Regions from separate parts of the Homo sapiens genome. Here region 2 is linked to region 1. A link is an interaction called in ENCODE POLR2A ChIA-PET data of the cell type or tissue named here. Cell type or tissue: B cell. All regions are shown on one strand. Each heading gives the region's core, and the rest is flanking DNA. Links, peaks and the distances in the headings are about the cores only.

Region 1 (8,169 bases), core at 1,366-6,365:
GCTCACGCCTGTAATCCCAGCACTTTGGGAGGCCAAGGCGGGCGGATCACCTGAGGTCAGGAGTTCAAGACCAGTCTAACACGGTAAAATCCTGTCTCTACTAAAAATACAAAAATCCAGGTGTGGTGGTGCATGCCCGTAATCCCAGCTACTTGGGAGGCTGAGGCAGGACAATCGCCTGAACCTGGAAGGCAGAGGTTGTGGTGAGCCAAGATCGTGCCACTGCACTTCAGCCTGGGCAACAAGTGCTAAACTCTACCCCCCCCCCCCCAAAAAAAAACCATTATTGATTTGGGTAGTCTAGTTTCACTTGTACTTGATGGAGCATGCACTGCAGTCATAGAAACTGGGGAAATAAGAACTGAAGGTAGTCTTAAAAAACTTTTTTTTTTTTTTTTTGAGAGGGAGTCTCGCTGTTCCCCCAGGCTGGAGTACAGTGGCACGATCTCAACTCACTGCAACCTCTGCCTCCCAAGTTCAAGTGATTCTTCTGCCTCAGCCTCCGTAGTAGCTGGGATTACAGGCACCTGCCACCACGCCCAGCTAACTTTAAAAAATAAAAATGATTTCATTTTCATGTCCAACACCCTGGCCTATCAATTTTTAAATGCCTTTCCTACAGAGTGAACTACTTGGACAAGAAGTAACACTGTCCACGGTTTAACACCATAATCTAAAACATGCTTCCCATGCTTTCAATTGGCAATCACTTTGGTAGATGAACAAGTGTTGTCAATTTCAAAAGTTGGCACCTTTCCTCAAGGACTTAACCAAAGCATCCACTTGGTGTGAGCTTGCAGTCCCTAACTTATACACCAAACCCGAGGTCCACGCAAGTTATTACCCATGTGTCCTCCCCGTGAGGGAGGTCCCCTGGTTCCTCCACTTCCTCCTCTTCCACCTCTAAGACCTCTTGGAGGGCCTCTACTTCTTGGAGGTGGAGGCGGTCCACGTCTACCACTTTCAAATGATGGTTTGGTGGCTTGTTCCACCTTGATGGCTTTTCCATCTAATGACTAAAAAAAAAGATACGATTAAATTAAATCAAGATTTAAAAATAATTTGCACATCTACTATGCACTAAGACACTAACTGGTCCTTCAAAATGCAGTTATGGGTAAGTGTTGCTCATTAGTCTAAGAAAAAACACTGCAAATATAGTCAGTTTACATAAATGGGGCTTTTCCGCTTAAAATTCTTAATACTTAAAACCGATACTGATGATCTGGATTGAAACATAAGGTGAACCCACTGCATTATTGTATGGTAAAATTTAAAACAAGGCCAAGTAGGTATCAGCTTGTTATCAAAACTAGTAGCCAAAACCAAAAGCCAAGTTATCAAAATATGGCTTATGGATCTCAAGATAAAATGTATCATGTTGGCTGGGCGCAGTGGCTCGCAGTGTCTCACACCTGTAATCCCAGTACTTTGGGAGGCGGAGGCAGCTGGATCACCTGAAGTCAGGAGTTTGAGACCAGCCTGGCCAACATGGTGAAACCCTGTCTCTACTAAAAATACAAAGTTAGCCGGGCGTGGTCGCGCATGCCTGTAATCCCAGCTACTGGGGGGGGGGGGGGGGGCTGAGGCAGAAAAATCGCTTAGAACTCGGGAGACAGGCTGCAGTGGGCACTGCACCATTGCACTCCAGGCTAGGCAACGGAGGGAGACTATCAAAAAAAAAAAAAAAAAAGTACCATGTAATGCCATAATTATTCTGAACTGAGAGAATGTTACGAGCATAAGATATAACTCACTACTAGATTTGGTTCTGCAATTACAGAATACTCTTTGGAACAGGATCACAAACAGGATGAGTGGATCCCAGACAGGTATATACTGAAAAACAACGAAAACTCAAAAGCTGTCCTAGACCAGACTTGGACAACTACATGTTATTTTATGCACTAGTAACAGGTTATCATCCATCGTGTAGACAATCTCACCTTTCCATTCATGTCTCTGGCTGCATCCTTAGCGTCTGCTGGGCTTTCAAAGGTGACAAAAGCAAATCCTCTTGATTTGTTGGTTTCACGGTCTTTCATCAAGAGTACTAAAAAGTAGTTTTCAGAAAAATAAAGTGTTACCCTAGGTCAAATGAAATAACCAAAGTAAATGTGTAAACAGAAAGCTCAGAACTTCTTAGAGGACAAAAATACATTATCATGTCAGACGATCAATGCAATCAAATTCATCATAGCTTATATTTTAATTATAATAGCCCAGCCTGTACTGCCAGACAACTCACCTTCCACTATTCGTCCATATTTGCCAAATACTGCTTCAAGAGCTTTCTCATTTGTTTCCGTATTAAGCCCACCAATGAAGAGCTTTCCTGGGCGATCTGCTTCAACCATGTTTTTTTTTTTTTGGGCCGGTGAGTCTGTTGAAAAGGAATAGTATTACCTCACTGCAAAAAGTTCCTCAAGTTTATTGGACACTTTTACTTTCGCACATTTCTCATATTTTCCACTAAAACCATTGTTCCTTAATAACTAAAGAAAACGATAACGAGCTAAGCCTCAGCCACAGTAGGAAGCAATTTGAACTAAGTAGTTTAGTAACACTGCAATTTACATAAAACTGGTTAAAAGGGCCAACTTAACTTTTACCACTACCCTTGATCACCCTTAGCTGTTCTTAAGCAACAGCTGCTTAACATTTGAAAAAGCAACTTTTAGTTCCAGTCCTCTTGCCTTTGAAAGATTCAATTACTCATCACACCCTTCCTAACGATGGTTTTAAAAGACTCCCAAGGTCACAGGCTAGACACAGGACCTTAACACCAAGCCCTCTTCCAACGACTCCTCTTTTCCTCATTAGGATTCCCTACTAAATCCAAGGAGAAATGTGAAGTTTAAGCCAAGTTATGCCGCCCCTCTTCTTCACCGGCCCCCGCCCTACCGAAAATTCTACTATCCGGCCAAAAAGATAAAAACAAATCGTCAACATCGTTTGCTATTAAGTAACGGAACGCGGACGCACACACTAACACTCGACACTCCGTGACTGCAGCGGAACCTAATTAAAACTCGTCATTAAAAACCGCGTGTAAAAGACAAAATGGCGACACTTGGATTCAACCCAGAACCACCGACACTGGTCAGGGGACTAACTTTTACCACCAACATTGGCTGGGAACATTCAGAGGGCTTCTTCTCCGGGGCCGCCAATGAATACGAAGCCCGCAGCCCGCATGGAAGTCCACATGCCCATCATTAGCGCCAGCGCCATACCAATGCAGGTATCGCCGTGGTGCGGTCGCTCCTCGCCCCGCTCCAGCCTACAAAGCCCCGACCTCCGCTACCAACTCCCGCAGATGGCAGCCAAACTTTCTCGAGAAGCATACAACCAAACGGGCCCCCTCATTTGTTTTCCCTCGACCCCCTCAGCTTTATTTAAATAGGTCGGAACCTTTGGGTTCTTAAAATGGCGCCCGCCACCCCCATCTCCAGGGAGATATAATCCCCAGTCCTAACACGGGGAGAGTGTCACGAAAAACGGACTGAGGAAAGGAGACACGTACCGGAGGGGTGACAATGGGTTCAAGCTCCAACGAGCTCGGCGATAGGGGCTTCCTAGCAGCTCAGCACCAGTGGCGGCTGCCGGGTGCGAGGACCGAACCGCGAAGCCGCTAGCACTACTGCGCAACGAGGGCGAACAAAGGAGACAGCAAACTTTATACTGCCCGGGAACGAGGCTGAAGGACCCGGATGGAAACGGAGCTTAGAATTTGAAACGCAAAGGGAGGGGGGAAGTAGTTCCCAGTCTCCCCATTGGCTGGCTCCTCTGTCATTCACCCTTCTCTCCTCCCTTTTTCCCGGGCCCTCGGTGTTGGGTCGACAGACCTTTCTAACCGTTTTCTCTACCCCCACCCGTTCTTTACAAACGCGCTTTTTTTGCTTTACGCTAAAATGGTGCACAGGCTTCCTTTAATAAAGAACTGAAGTTTATTGAGCGTCCTAGTGGGCCGGGCACGGTGCAAAACTTTACTTTTACTTTTCCATTAACTCTTCTAATTGTCAAAATGTGATGAGGGTAGATACTCCTACTATACCAATTTTGCAGAAACGGAAAACAAAGAAGTTTTGGCAATATAATATATTTTCAAAAATTGTCTTTAACAAGTGTTTTTAGTGAGTGTGGGAATTTCTGATAAATACATGTAAATTTCAGATGAGTAAAAAACGTACAAAACAGCATGCAGATAGTACATTCATATAGAACAATTACTGAGCACCTTGTAAATGGTGGGCTCTGGGCTAGGCCAGGAAAATACAACTCCAGGGAAAAGACAAGAGTCAGGCCTGTGGGTAAGGATGCCGGATTTAATAAATGAAAATACCAGGCCGGGTGCAGTGGCTCACGCCTGTAATCCCAGCACTTTGGGAGGCCAAGGTCGGTGGATCACGAAGTCAGGAGATGGAGACCATCCTGGCTAACACGGTGAAACCCCGTCTCTTTTTAAAAATACAAAAAATTACCCAGGCGTGGTGGCACGCGCCTGTAGTCCCAGCTACTCGGGAGGCTGAGGCAGGAGAATCCGGGAGGCGGAGGTTGCAGTGAGCCAAGACTGCGCCACCGCACTCCAGCCTGGGCAGGCGACAGAGCGAGACTCCGTCTCAAAATAAAAAAGAAAATGCGGGACGCTAATTTATTCTGCGAAGCTGTTAAAAAATTTTAAATAAAAATATGGGACGCGGCCGGGGCGCGGTGGCTCATGCCTGTAATCCTAGCACTTTGGGAGGCCGAGGCGGGCAGATTGCCTGAGCTCAGGGGTTTGAGACCAGCCTGGGCAACATGGTGAAACCCCGTCTCTACTAAAATAAAAATAAAAAATAAAAAAATTAGCCGGGCGTGGCGGCGTGTGCCTGTAGTCCCAGCTACTCGGGAGGCTGAGGCAGGAGAATTGCTTGAACCCAGGAGGCGGCGGTTGCAGTGAGCCAAGATCATACCACTGCACTCCAGCCTGGCAACAGAGCGAGACTTCGTCTAAAAAAAAAAAAAGGGACGCCCAGTTAAGTTTAAATTTCAGATAACGAATACTTTTTTTAGTATAGTATGTCCCAAATCTCATATTTTAAAAATTCGCTGTTTATCGGAAATTCAAATTTAACTGAGCATTCTATATTTCATCTGCCCATCCTACTTGTTGAGGGGGGAAACCAAAAAATTTTTTAATTTTTTTCTTAAAGAAATTGAATACAATTAACAAAAGAATGGCATGTTGTGATTAATGCCAGGGAGGAAATAAACTAGTTGCTTTGATGGACAATATTAGGGAGAACAAATTTGATTAAAACATCAGGGAAGGTCTATGTGAAGAGGTGACTTTGGAGATCAGAGCTGAAGGAAGAAAAGAAACTAGCTATGGGAACAGCTGAGGGAAAAACCTTCAGGAAAAGAAGAGAATAGTAAACACAAAGTAGAGAGGAAGAGCTTGGCATATATCAAGGGACAGAAAGAGGGCCAGGTGACAAGAATATGAGGGGCATGAAATGAGGGAGCCAAGATTGGCAGGACCTTTGAGCCCATTAAATGACTGTAGGGGGTAAGTGTGGGAAAAAGGACACTAATAGGGCTGTGGGAGCAGACCAGAAAGAGAGGATGGTGGCTTGAATCAGGGTGGCGGCAGTGGACACGGGGAGGAAAGAACAATTGTTAGATGAATATGATAGGTATCGTGTTTAATGGTGCTATGGTCTAAATGTTTGTGTCCTCCCCCAAATTCATATGTTGAAATCCTAATACCCAAGGTGATGGCATTAGGAGGCGGGGATTTGGGGAGAAGATTAGGTCACAAAAGGGTAGGGTCCTCATGAATGGGATTAACACTTTTATAAAAGAGGCCCCTGTCCACCATGTGAGAACACAGTGAGGTGCCACTTATATGAACCAGAAAACTGGTGGTGGTGGGCCCTCACCAGACACTGAATATGCTGGCGTCTTTATCTTGGACTTCCCAGCCTACAAAAATGTGAGAAATAAATTTCTGTTGTTTATAAGCCAGCCAGTTTATGGTATTTTGTTATAGTAGCAGGAATGGACTAAGACAGATGGGAAAGGGGTGGGGAAGAATTGCGGAAAAAGAAAATCATTATGGATGACTCCAAGTATCTGGTATTAGTGGGACAGATGGTAACAGTCATTTACCAAAATGGTTTCAGAGGAGCAAGTTTGGGATATAGGGGCAGAAAAATCTGAAGCTCAGAGCATAGATCTGTGCTAAATTATCATCTCAGAGATGTAATAAAAGCCATCAGAATGAATGAAACCACCAAACAAGAGAGTACAGTGGGAAAAGAAGGCCCAAGATCACATAATATGAGCTATTAAAAAAATACATATGGAGACAAAATAACTGGGAGGAAATATGCCAAAATGTTACCAGTTTATCTTGGAGTGGTAGAATTTATGGACAATTTTCACTTTTCTTCTTCTTCTTCTCCTTTTTTTTTTGTTTGTTTTTTTGTTTTTTTGAGAAAGAGGTTCGCTCTCATTGCCCAGGCTAGAGTGCACTGGTGCGATCTTGGGTCACTGCAACCTCTGCCTCCCGGGTTCAAGCGATTCTCCCGTCTCCGCCTCCTGAGTAGCTGGGATTACAGGCATACGCCACCATGCCCGGCTAATTTTGTATTTTTAGTAGAGACAGAGTTTCACCATGTTGGCCAGGCTGGTCTCAAACTCCTGACCTCAGGTGATACGCCCGCCTCGCCCTCCCAAAGTGCTGAGATTACAGGCCTGAGCCACCGTGCCGGGCCTTTTCTTCTTCATAGTTACAATTACCTGCCCATGGTGAATTTTGGTATATGCCAGGCAGGTTGTAGTAAATAATATTCAGGTCACGGGTAAAAGCCCCCAAGGAGCTTCGAAACCAGCTCTGAATTATTAACATTAATAGGGGGAGTAATGCCCAGTAGGACAAGAATATTTGTTCTTGTTTTTTTTCCCCCAGCCAAATAATAAAAAGTAAGGCAAAACTCATGTCCATTTGCCTTTTGAATGAGTTCTGTAAATTATAGACTCTGGAGTCATTTGGGAACTGGCAAAAATGGCTTAAATACCAGGCTCAGCAAGCAGAACTTGTACTCCCAGAGGTAGCCAGGAGAAATCCCTCACCCTGTGGAAGCAGGCACTCTCTTTCTCTGTCTCAAATCCAAAGAGAGACTACAGGACTCTCCTCTAGGCTCTGAGTGTAAATCAGGTCTCCTCTAGTCTAGGGCAAAATGGGGCAGGCTCGACAATAGATAACCCTGTCCTCCTGGGTCTCAAAAAGGAAATGTGCATCCCCGTAGACCAGCTCACTTTGGCCTCTGCAGTTCACACCCAGGAATGTGGGGGAGGAGAAGTAGCATGCTGGCGGTGTTGGATGCAAACACAATTCCCAAGGACCAAAAGCGAGTGGGTGGGGTGGGGATGGCTAAGTTAAAGGAATTGTAGGAGGGGATCAGTTGGCCATATCGTCCAGGACAGAGAGGAAAAAGAAGCAGCTTGTGGGGGAAGCAGAGTGCTACTGACTAGATCTAGAGGGCAATGGAGAGGGGAGCCTTTTTTTTTTTTTTGAGACGGTGTTTCGCTCTTTCGACCAGGCTGGAGTGAAGTGGCGCAATCCCAGCTCACTGCAACCTCCGCCCCCCGGGTTCAAGCGATTCTCCTGTCTCAGCCTCCCAAGTAGCTGGGATTACAGGTGTCCACCACCATGCCAGGCTAATTTTTGTACTTTTAGTAGAGACGGGGTTTCGCCATGTTGGCCAGGCTGGTCTCGAACTCCTGACCTCAGGTGATCCACCCACCTCGGCCTCCCAAAGTGCTGGGATTACAGGCGTGAGCCACTGAGCCTGGCCGAGAGGGGAGCCTTTTTAAGAGGTGGAGTAAGGTAATCAGATTTCATCTTAATGAGATTACTGTGGTTGCAGTCTGGAGACTGTATTGGGGGAGGGAGAGACAGGAAGCAGGGAGACAAATCAGAAGGGTATTGCTGATGTAATGCAGGAGAGGGGGGACGTGGGCGTGCTGAGTGTGAGGGACTCTGGCCAACAGGCAGTTGGATAAGCAGGTCTCACACTGCCCAAAAGTAATTTCCGAATCCCATCCCTCCTCCTCATGGATCTTCTAGATTTTTCTCTTTGCCTCTTTCTATTTACTCTTTTATATTGTCATTAAATGTAG
Region 2 (8,169 bases), core at 1,163-6,162, 130 kb before region 1:
AGAAGGACTATGTACTATATTACATGGGCTAGAATTAGTAGACATAAAGGGATACAGTTAGGGTGGACCAGTTGTCTGAGCTTTGAATTCCTTTGCTTTTTTTATTTTTCTGCTGCCTTAATGTAATCTAAATACAATTTGTTTCAAAATATCTAATCACAGATTTTTCCCAGTTCTGTTCTACTCTTATTTTTGGCATACACATACAAGTATAAACAGCTTCTGTTAACCAATTAAAACTACACAATTTTCAGTAAGAATACCAAGAAAGTACAAGAGTCACAATCAAAAAGCCTTTTAAAAACTTCACTTACCACTGGATTTAATTTCACGGACATAATTACTGGGGAACCAGCCTGTTCTCCCATTTAATGTGCCTTCCCACCAGCCTCCTTCTTCAACTCGTGTGACGTAAATGATGTCCCCCTTACAAACTGACAGTTCATCCTCATTAGTCTGCTTAAAGTTGAATCTTGCTTTTACTATCAACTGATGACTTCCATTTTCCGTCATCTCCTAGAGAAACAAAAGCCACACCAGATTAAGCACTCATCTAAATAAGGCAGGGGTAGAAATGATATGGATATAGGCAAATAAAGTGGAGGAAGCAAAGACAAAACCCCAGATCCATCTCAGTCCTGAGTTTTTAACTTAGGAATCCATGAATGGGTCTCAGAGGGATTAATAAATCCCTCAAAACAGTATGTAAACTTTGGCATTTGTGAGAATCTGTATTTTGAAGTGGGTCATAGCTTTCATTTTTCTCTCCACACCCCTCCCCATTATCTAAAGATTATCTATTTAACTAAGCCAGATAACAAAGTAGAGTGATAAGCTATTCCACCCTGGATAAGCTATTCCACCCTGCCTCTACTCAACACACAAACAGTCCACATAATTATATAACCAAGATGTACTAACCTACCCTCCATAAAATCTGCCTCCCATCTCCTAATTACTAAGGATATCTTAATTTGGCTAAGACTTATTTATATGCAAAGATCAAATAACCCATAGTTGCCTAAGTCAGGAATTCTTTTTTCCATTTTTTTATTTTTATAGATTTAGGGGGTACAACTGCAGTTTTATTACATGGATATATTAAGTCAGGAATTCTTAATCTGTCATGTATAAACTGGACTTCCTTTTTGAGGGTCACAGACCCTTTAGAGAATCTGATGAGCACAACATATTTTTGTCTAAATAAGTTCATACACATGGGCTTTTGTATACAATTTGAGAGGGTACCAGGGGTGTAGAGACATAGTGTTCATCAGCCTTTCAAAGGGATCTGTGATCCAAAAAAGTTAAGAACCACATGCTCAAGTGCTTTGGAAGTAATAGGTCATAATGTCTTACTGCAAGTGGGTGGCTTTTGACAGGAAATAAAGGTTTCACCCAAAGAGCAGAAGATGAGGCATTTCCTCCCAAATAAAAGCTCCCAATAAGAGCAAGTGAAAAGGCAACTGGGAGATCCTAATATAGAAGCTCATCATAGACTGAAATTTAAAATCAAGCCTTCCTCATTAGGAATGGAAAGAGAAAAATAAAAATGGCAATAATAATGAGGATACTAATCAATATTTATTGATTGCCTACTATGTGTCAGGCACTATTTAGTTCTAATAAAACAAGGGATAGGGAAATTAACAGCAAACTGCCATCAGAAAGTAGCCATAATGACTTCCATTTGCATAGCATTCTCAGTTAAGTGACTTGCCTAATTCTCGTAAGGGACAGAGCTGGAGCTTCAATCCGGATTTTTGCCCCACCACATGCCTTTGATTTGCTCCTTCGGGCCAGCCTGAATTGGTGCTCGGTTTATAATTAGTTTTCTCAGTGATGCCCAAAACAACCCGGATGGCTGTCTCACCACATATGGAGATGCAACTAGGATATCAATCTAATTTTATGGATTTTAAAACAGACGGAGAATTGGGGACTATACTTACCACTGTCTTTGACTGCCTTTGCAGCCCTGAAACTGTGCTAGAAACTGCTCCCTGTGGGTTTGTCTGAGAAGTATTAGCAGCACTAAGAGAAGAGGAACGTCCACATGGTCTTTCTGATAGCTGATCTGTGAAAAGAGGAAAAGGCATGTTAAAGGAACCACTCAGATCAGAAAAACATCTACCGCATAACATTATCTTTCTCAGGATACTATCAGAGGCATCCTGGCTGTAATTCTAACTGTTATCATTATGAACATGCCAAGTGTATTTCAATCCCCCTTCCCTTTTTGGTGGCCAACTTCCTGTTCTTAACCTTACTGGCCATCGTGCTCCAGTAGAATGAAAAACAGCGACAGAACCACATTTTCTCTTAACCATTTCCCTACAACTCTTCCCTCCTGAACCAGTTGCAACAGTATGCCCTGTTATCCAAGGCAGAACTATATTGGGTACCAAACAGCTGTTTGTGGCTCTTATTACTTTGAAATATTTCAAATTTCTCTCTTTGTTTTTTGGCCCATAACTCAGTGGCTCATTTCTTACTCACACGTAACAATATGTGTGGCATATATGATGTAAAATCTCCCTGATGTGTGTGGGGCAGGGTGGAGAATGAGAGTGAAAGAGAAGATGTGTTTGGGAAAGATGTAATCTTGATACTAGAATAATTTTTTTAACAATCAGATTCAAGAGTCTTCTCTTCCTTGAAACCTTGTGAAATTCGACCAGGCCAGAGCTGAGCTGGATGTTTTCAGTTTGTTGAGAGTATACAAAAGAGAGGAGCTGGCTTCTTGACAAATTTCAATAAGGGTTCTTTTCCTCTCCATTTATTTTTAAAAGATATAAACTGCAAAAGTCTAAAGCCCAAACATTCCCTAGGCGACAAGCTCAGTATCCAAGTAATTTCCTTGATGCTGTGGGTTTTAACTTTCACCTCCTTGTATTTTATAAATATCTGTGGCAAGGGAAGAGACTGTAAAACTTGCTAGGAGAGTTTGGCAAAGGAACGTATAATTTGTGTGGCATAATGTTAGAATTACACGATCCTCCCTGACTAGAACTGGATAGTTGTCATGTGTGTTAAATATAGTTACTTGAATTAGCTGTACTTTCAGCTATACGCCTTGCAATAGCTCAAAAGCATTTTTTTTTCCAAATAGCAAAAGAACAACTTTGGAGAAGTATTTTTACTTGTATTGCTATTATATACAGCTCTTTTGACAAAAACTATAATTACTCGATAGCTTCCTAGATGCTCTAACCTATTTGGCACTTGATTATATTGTCTGCTCTTGTCCTCTAATTGTTTCACGTGGGTAAGTTGAGTCTCCTTAAATAGACAGTAATTTTCTCAAAGGCAGGGACCATAGCTTTGACATTTTTTGTAGCACCTGGCGATGCTGGGCACACAGCCTCTTGACTCTACAACAGTTTGAGCAGCAAGCCTCGTGCTTGGGCATAAGGGCTCTGTAGTCATTCAGATGTGGGTCTGAATCCCAACTCAGCGACTAACTTTCTAGTTGGGCAACTGTTGGCCTGACTTTCCTTATCTGTAATATGGACCTAATAATAATAATACCTACCCCCAGTGTTGTTTCAAGGATTGGATGAGATCACCTGTGGCTCTTATGACAGCCTAGATCCAGGGCAAGAGCTCAAAGCATTTTAAGTATGATTATTACTATTCAGCTGTTGGTAAAATATACCAGGGAAGGAGTGAAGCTACATTCTAAGTGTATCATCATTTTCTTCACATTTACTAGCATTTATATTTAATACCTCTAGTGTGGTAGGTGTTAAACATTTAAATAAAAGATATTATTTTCACTCCCTATGACCCCAAGATTTCATTTTTGGTGCAAGGCTACTGAGGGGTTCCTTTACATGGACAAAGGCATACATAAAACAATGAGAAAAATATGTCTCTAGTGGGGAAAGGGAAGTGACGGCTGTATTTTGTAAACTCTATGAAAAAGGGAACTGGTCTTTCCTTTTTCTTCTCTGTTTTGTTATACTCAGTTGGTGATTCAGAGCTTTGAATGGAATAGTTTCTTAGTTCTTATCATTATATTAAGGGCATTAGAATAACATCTATGATAGGTATATTTTAAATCCTAAGCCATGAAAAATTCAAGCATTTGACATTTGTTGGGGTGTATTTGGGGGAGCAAGGGGAAAATTTGCATCACGAGAACAATCCTGGCCAGAGTTGGCTCCTAGGGTAATCACAAACACATGGATTCAAAAATGTCACCCAGAACATATAAATCACAAGCCCGGCTTACCTTCTGTTGCTTTGTTGACAGCTAAAAGAGTACTCAGTACCTTGGAGAAATTGACCCCTGAATAAAGGTCATCAGGATCAAATATCTATGAGAAAGGAAAATTGAAACCGTAAGACACTACAAGTATTCAACTCAACAAACAAAACTATCAAAAGGCCACTTCCTCCAGCTCTCCGGAAAAAAAAAAAAAAAAAAAAAGTGTAGAAGCCAAGACACAAACCTCCATATACCTTTGGGAGAAATGAGAGCAGCAGTTGAGCCGCCTAATGACATGTGGCAGGCCATCAGTGAGTCAGAGCAAAGCAGTAATGGGAAATGAGAGCCAAGCTGAGAAGGCAGCGCCCACCAGGAAATAAACAGTGCATACTCAGACCCACTCTTCTGGCCTGAATGTATCAATAGTTTCAGCCCAGTTACAGGAAGCTCATATGCATGGGTTACAATCAATGCCCATCACCTACATAATGTCCTCGACAGTCCATAAATAAGGAGGTGGAGCCTTTTTGACATGGTTGCATCTGTACAGTTTATTAGCTGTGCCTAGTTGAGTCACTGTCAAAAGTGCCTTTTTCTCTGCTCTCCTTCCTCCCAACTGCCACCCGCTGCATCCCAACTGCCTAGGATCCCAATTCCATGTTGCCCAAACTTTCTGCCCAGGTCTGCCTTTTGCTCCCAGCTTCAGTTCTGTTTCTGCTGTTTGACCTTGCCCCTCTCAGCTCATCATGAATTCAAGTATTTGCCTGCCTGGGCCTATGGGCTCTTCCTGGCTTTAGATGACTTTCCCAAATATGACCTCTGGCCTGTCTAATACTACTCAACTCTTGGCAAAAAACACATTAAGGAAATACATTTCACTTTACCAGTCAACTGTCAATCTGATATGCTATTGTCCCCAGTGAAGATACCAATCAGATGTTGTTTTCAATACAATTTACCTGTTACCTTTGAAATGTAGTCAGTGTGTTAAAATATATTGAGTCTCAAATATGTATATTTGAAATTAGAAGTGTTCTCATGCACAGGTACAATCTATTAATTTGCCAGCCAACAATGTAAGTATGCATATCTGAAGGTAACCAGATGCCCACCTTCTGGATGGAAATGCCCCTTCTAAAAACATTTTGTTCCAGGATGTCTAGAAGTCTCTTAAAGAAAACAGATTGCATCATTTTTTCCCCAAATGTGGTGATGGAAATAAAATGTACCTTTTCATATGGGACATGATTGGTAATGGGCATAGGATTTTAAAGGGTCTGTCTTCCCATTAGGTAGAGCCATTTGTTCCATTTTTAAGCTGCATATTTTCTGGGAACCATATCAAGACAAATTTCTATCTTTTTTGTACATGTTCTTGAAAACCTATAATCTGTTTTTAGAGTGAAAATATATAATATCAATTTTTCACGTTTTGGGGGGTCAATAAAGATACATGCAAATGCAAACCTACACAAGTCTGCCTATTCTAGGATTCACTGCTTTATTCATTTAATCAATGAATATTTTGCATTCAAAGTTAAAATGACCAAAAAGCCCAGATGCATCTAAAAATGAGACATTAATATATTTCTGGTAAAAGAGTAATGCTAATATTACTAAAGAGTTAAACAACAACACATTCCAAATATATTTCTGAATGCTACAATATAAAATTCAAACTTTTCCAGAAATACATTGACAAGAGTTTTGTTTTAGTTTGTCAAAGCCTGGGTGAACAAGAGGCAATAGACTAGAGAGAGTGTCTAGTATCTCCGGGGATTTCAGACTTATTGAGTCTCCCTTAGAACTGATCAACTGGGAAAATGTTAATGACATGTATGCCAAAATAGTAGCAAAGCAAAAAAAATCACTTGTTTTTAGCCCATCAGTCCTAATGGGAGTGTGCATGTGTGTGTGCATGTGGATACATGTTTTGGGTGGGTGTGGTAGAGATGAGTAGATCTAAAATAATAAGCAGAAGTTAAATATTAGCAGAATAAGGCATGAGAGCAAAAGTTGTGATAAAAAACCTCTCCCTCTGGTTTTAGTTGTTCCTTATCCAGGGTTATTAAATGCCTATACATGGCAACACTGGTATTATTCACTTGTACAAGTACTTGACTGATTTTGAAAATAAATAAACTAATCAGAAAATGAAATGTGCATCAAGAAGAGTCATTGCATCTGCTTGAGGGAAGTTTCCTGAACTGTACTCGGTTCTCTTTTGAGAAAACCCCAATATACTCAAGTTTATCCATGGACACTGTTCTTGCTGCAAGCCTATTCTGAGGCACTAGAAACTACAGAGGAAGGAGTTGGAAGAAGCCTCTGGGAACTGCTAGAGAAAGCAACGCCTAAGCATTATTATTTCAGAGTAGCTGGAGAATCAGATACAACCACAAACACCCTTCACCACACTATACCTTCTAAGTCCTAAATTGAATGATATTGAAAATTCCACCCTAGATCTTTCTTCCATGCACTTCAGAGAGCTCCCCTATGAAAATGGAAATATTATCTGGAGGGATCACAACATTTTCAGCCACTATCAGTTATTTATGTCTTAGTGGAAATGAGCAGTGTGAGACCAAGTTTAGAGATGTTGATGTGGAGAAAGACTAAGGGCTCTGGTCCCCAAATAGGAGAAAGCAAAGGAGAATTCCCCAATGTAGAGAGGGTGTGAGAAGAACAAGGAAAGGTAGATTAAAGTACAGACCACTTTTTCTAGGACTAATCCCACTCATTTATACATCCAAAATAGAGAACCAATTCCCTTTTCTGTCTGCAAAGCACTGGAACTTGTTAAAAAGGTAATGTAAATTTGCACATTTATGCTGTATGTAATTTTCCAAAGTCATTTTCAATGAAATTTTTCAAAGTCAAAGTCAAATCATGGCAAAGTCATGATGATACTCATCTTCTAGTACCCTGTGCAAGCCTCACTAGTCTGTTCAGTGTCTCTGGTTTGTGACTGAGTCCCAGATTAGCTGAACTTTCTTTATACCTATTTTGGTGCACAAAAAGCCAGTTAGTTCCAGTTAGATCCGTGAAGGTCAGATGAACAGCAGGATTCCCTCCCTCCATTCATCTTACCACTACTGTGACTCAGACAAGAAAAAAGTATTACTTCTTAGACTACGGCTAGATGGTGTCAAGGTATCATTCCTGCAATCAGATGATGCAATGTTCAAATCTAACAACAATAAAAACATTTACTCTAACCAATAGGACAGACAGGGATTAAACTTTATTAAAGATATTTTAAGTATTTACATATAGCCAACCTAAGTTGCATTCCTACATCAGTAGATGAAATCAAACTTTTTTTTTTTTTTTTGAGGCAGAGTCTCACTGTATCCCCCAGGCTGGAGTGCAGTGGCATGATCTCAGCTCACTGCAACCTCCGCCTCCCAGTTTCAAGCAATTCTCCTGCCTCAGCCTCTCGAGTAGCTGGGATTACAGGGACCTGCCACCATGCCCGGCTAATTTTTGTTTGTTTGTTTGTTTGTTTTTGTTTTTGTTTTTGTATTTTTAGTAGAAATGGGGTTTCATCATGTTGGCCAGGCTGGTCTCAAACTCCTGACCTCAAGTGAGCCACCTACCTCAGCCTGCTAAAGTGCTGGGATTACAGGCGTGAGCCACCGCGCCCAGCCCAGACATTTAATTTTTAAATGTTTCCCTACAGCTTTTTATTCTAGATATCCCCAATGACAGCAAAACCTATTTGCAAACCACTAAACACCAGGTGTTAATTGTGAATTATTGGGGATCTGCCAATGTAAACTGCAAGAAGTTAATATTTCTATAGCATTACAAATAGAACCTTTTGGAGTAGTTCTCAGTTTCAACATGTATGCTATTTTATGACACTTTCCCTAAACTGCAAAAAGCCAGGAAGCATATGAGAATAAACTTTCCCAACTCCCTGTTCCATTCCCTCACTTATCTTATAGCTA

What was found. Peaks named below come from ENCODE experiments on the same cell type or tissue, not always from the same donor. Only the 100,000 strongest peaks of a DNase experiment are listed, where the experiment ranks them.
Region 2: POLR2A ChIA-PET joins it to region 1 with 15 read pairs; 17 of 35 experiments call an interaction of 5 or more read pairs at or near these places.

What each region holds. Positions count from the first base shown.
Region 1 is chrX:136,877,071-136,885,239 of GRCh38, forward strand. RBMX (RNA binding motif protein X-linked) reads right to left here and starts at 3,655. Exons shown (of 9, transcript NM_002139.4): 1 at 3,527-3,655; 2 at 2,249-2,383; 3 at 1,947-2,053; 4 at 845-1,016. The coding sequence starts at 2,357. SNORD61 (small nucleolar RNA, C/D box 61) reads right to left here and starts at 2,201; the gene lies at 2,129-2,201. RefSeq lists enhancers at 2,580-3,179, 2,981-3,040, 3,051-3,510, 3,180-3,778. In B cell, for the core only: no CTCF peak of the experiment used is centred there; DNase peaks (open chromatin) are centred at 2,481 and 3,711; H3K4me3 peaks cover 2,688 bases; H3K27ac peaks cover 1,967 bases.
Region 2 is chrX:136,743,271-136,751,439 of GRCh38, forward strand. ARHGEF6 (Rac/Cdc42 guanine nucleotide exchange factor 6) reads right to left here. Exons shown (of 22, transcript NM_004840.3): 3 at 4,238-4,322; 4 at 1,953-2,077; 5 at 315-516. Among named protein-coding and RNA genes, the nearest start is that of ARHGEF6, 34 kb to the right of the region's middle. In B cell, for the core only: no CTCF peak of the experiment used is centred there; DNase peaks (open chromatin) are centred at 3,931 and 4,581; H3K27ac peaks cover 4,957 bases.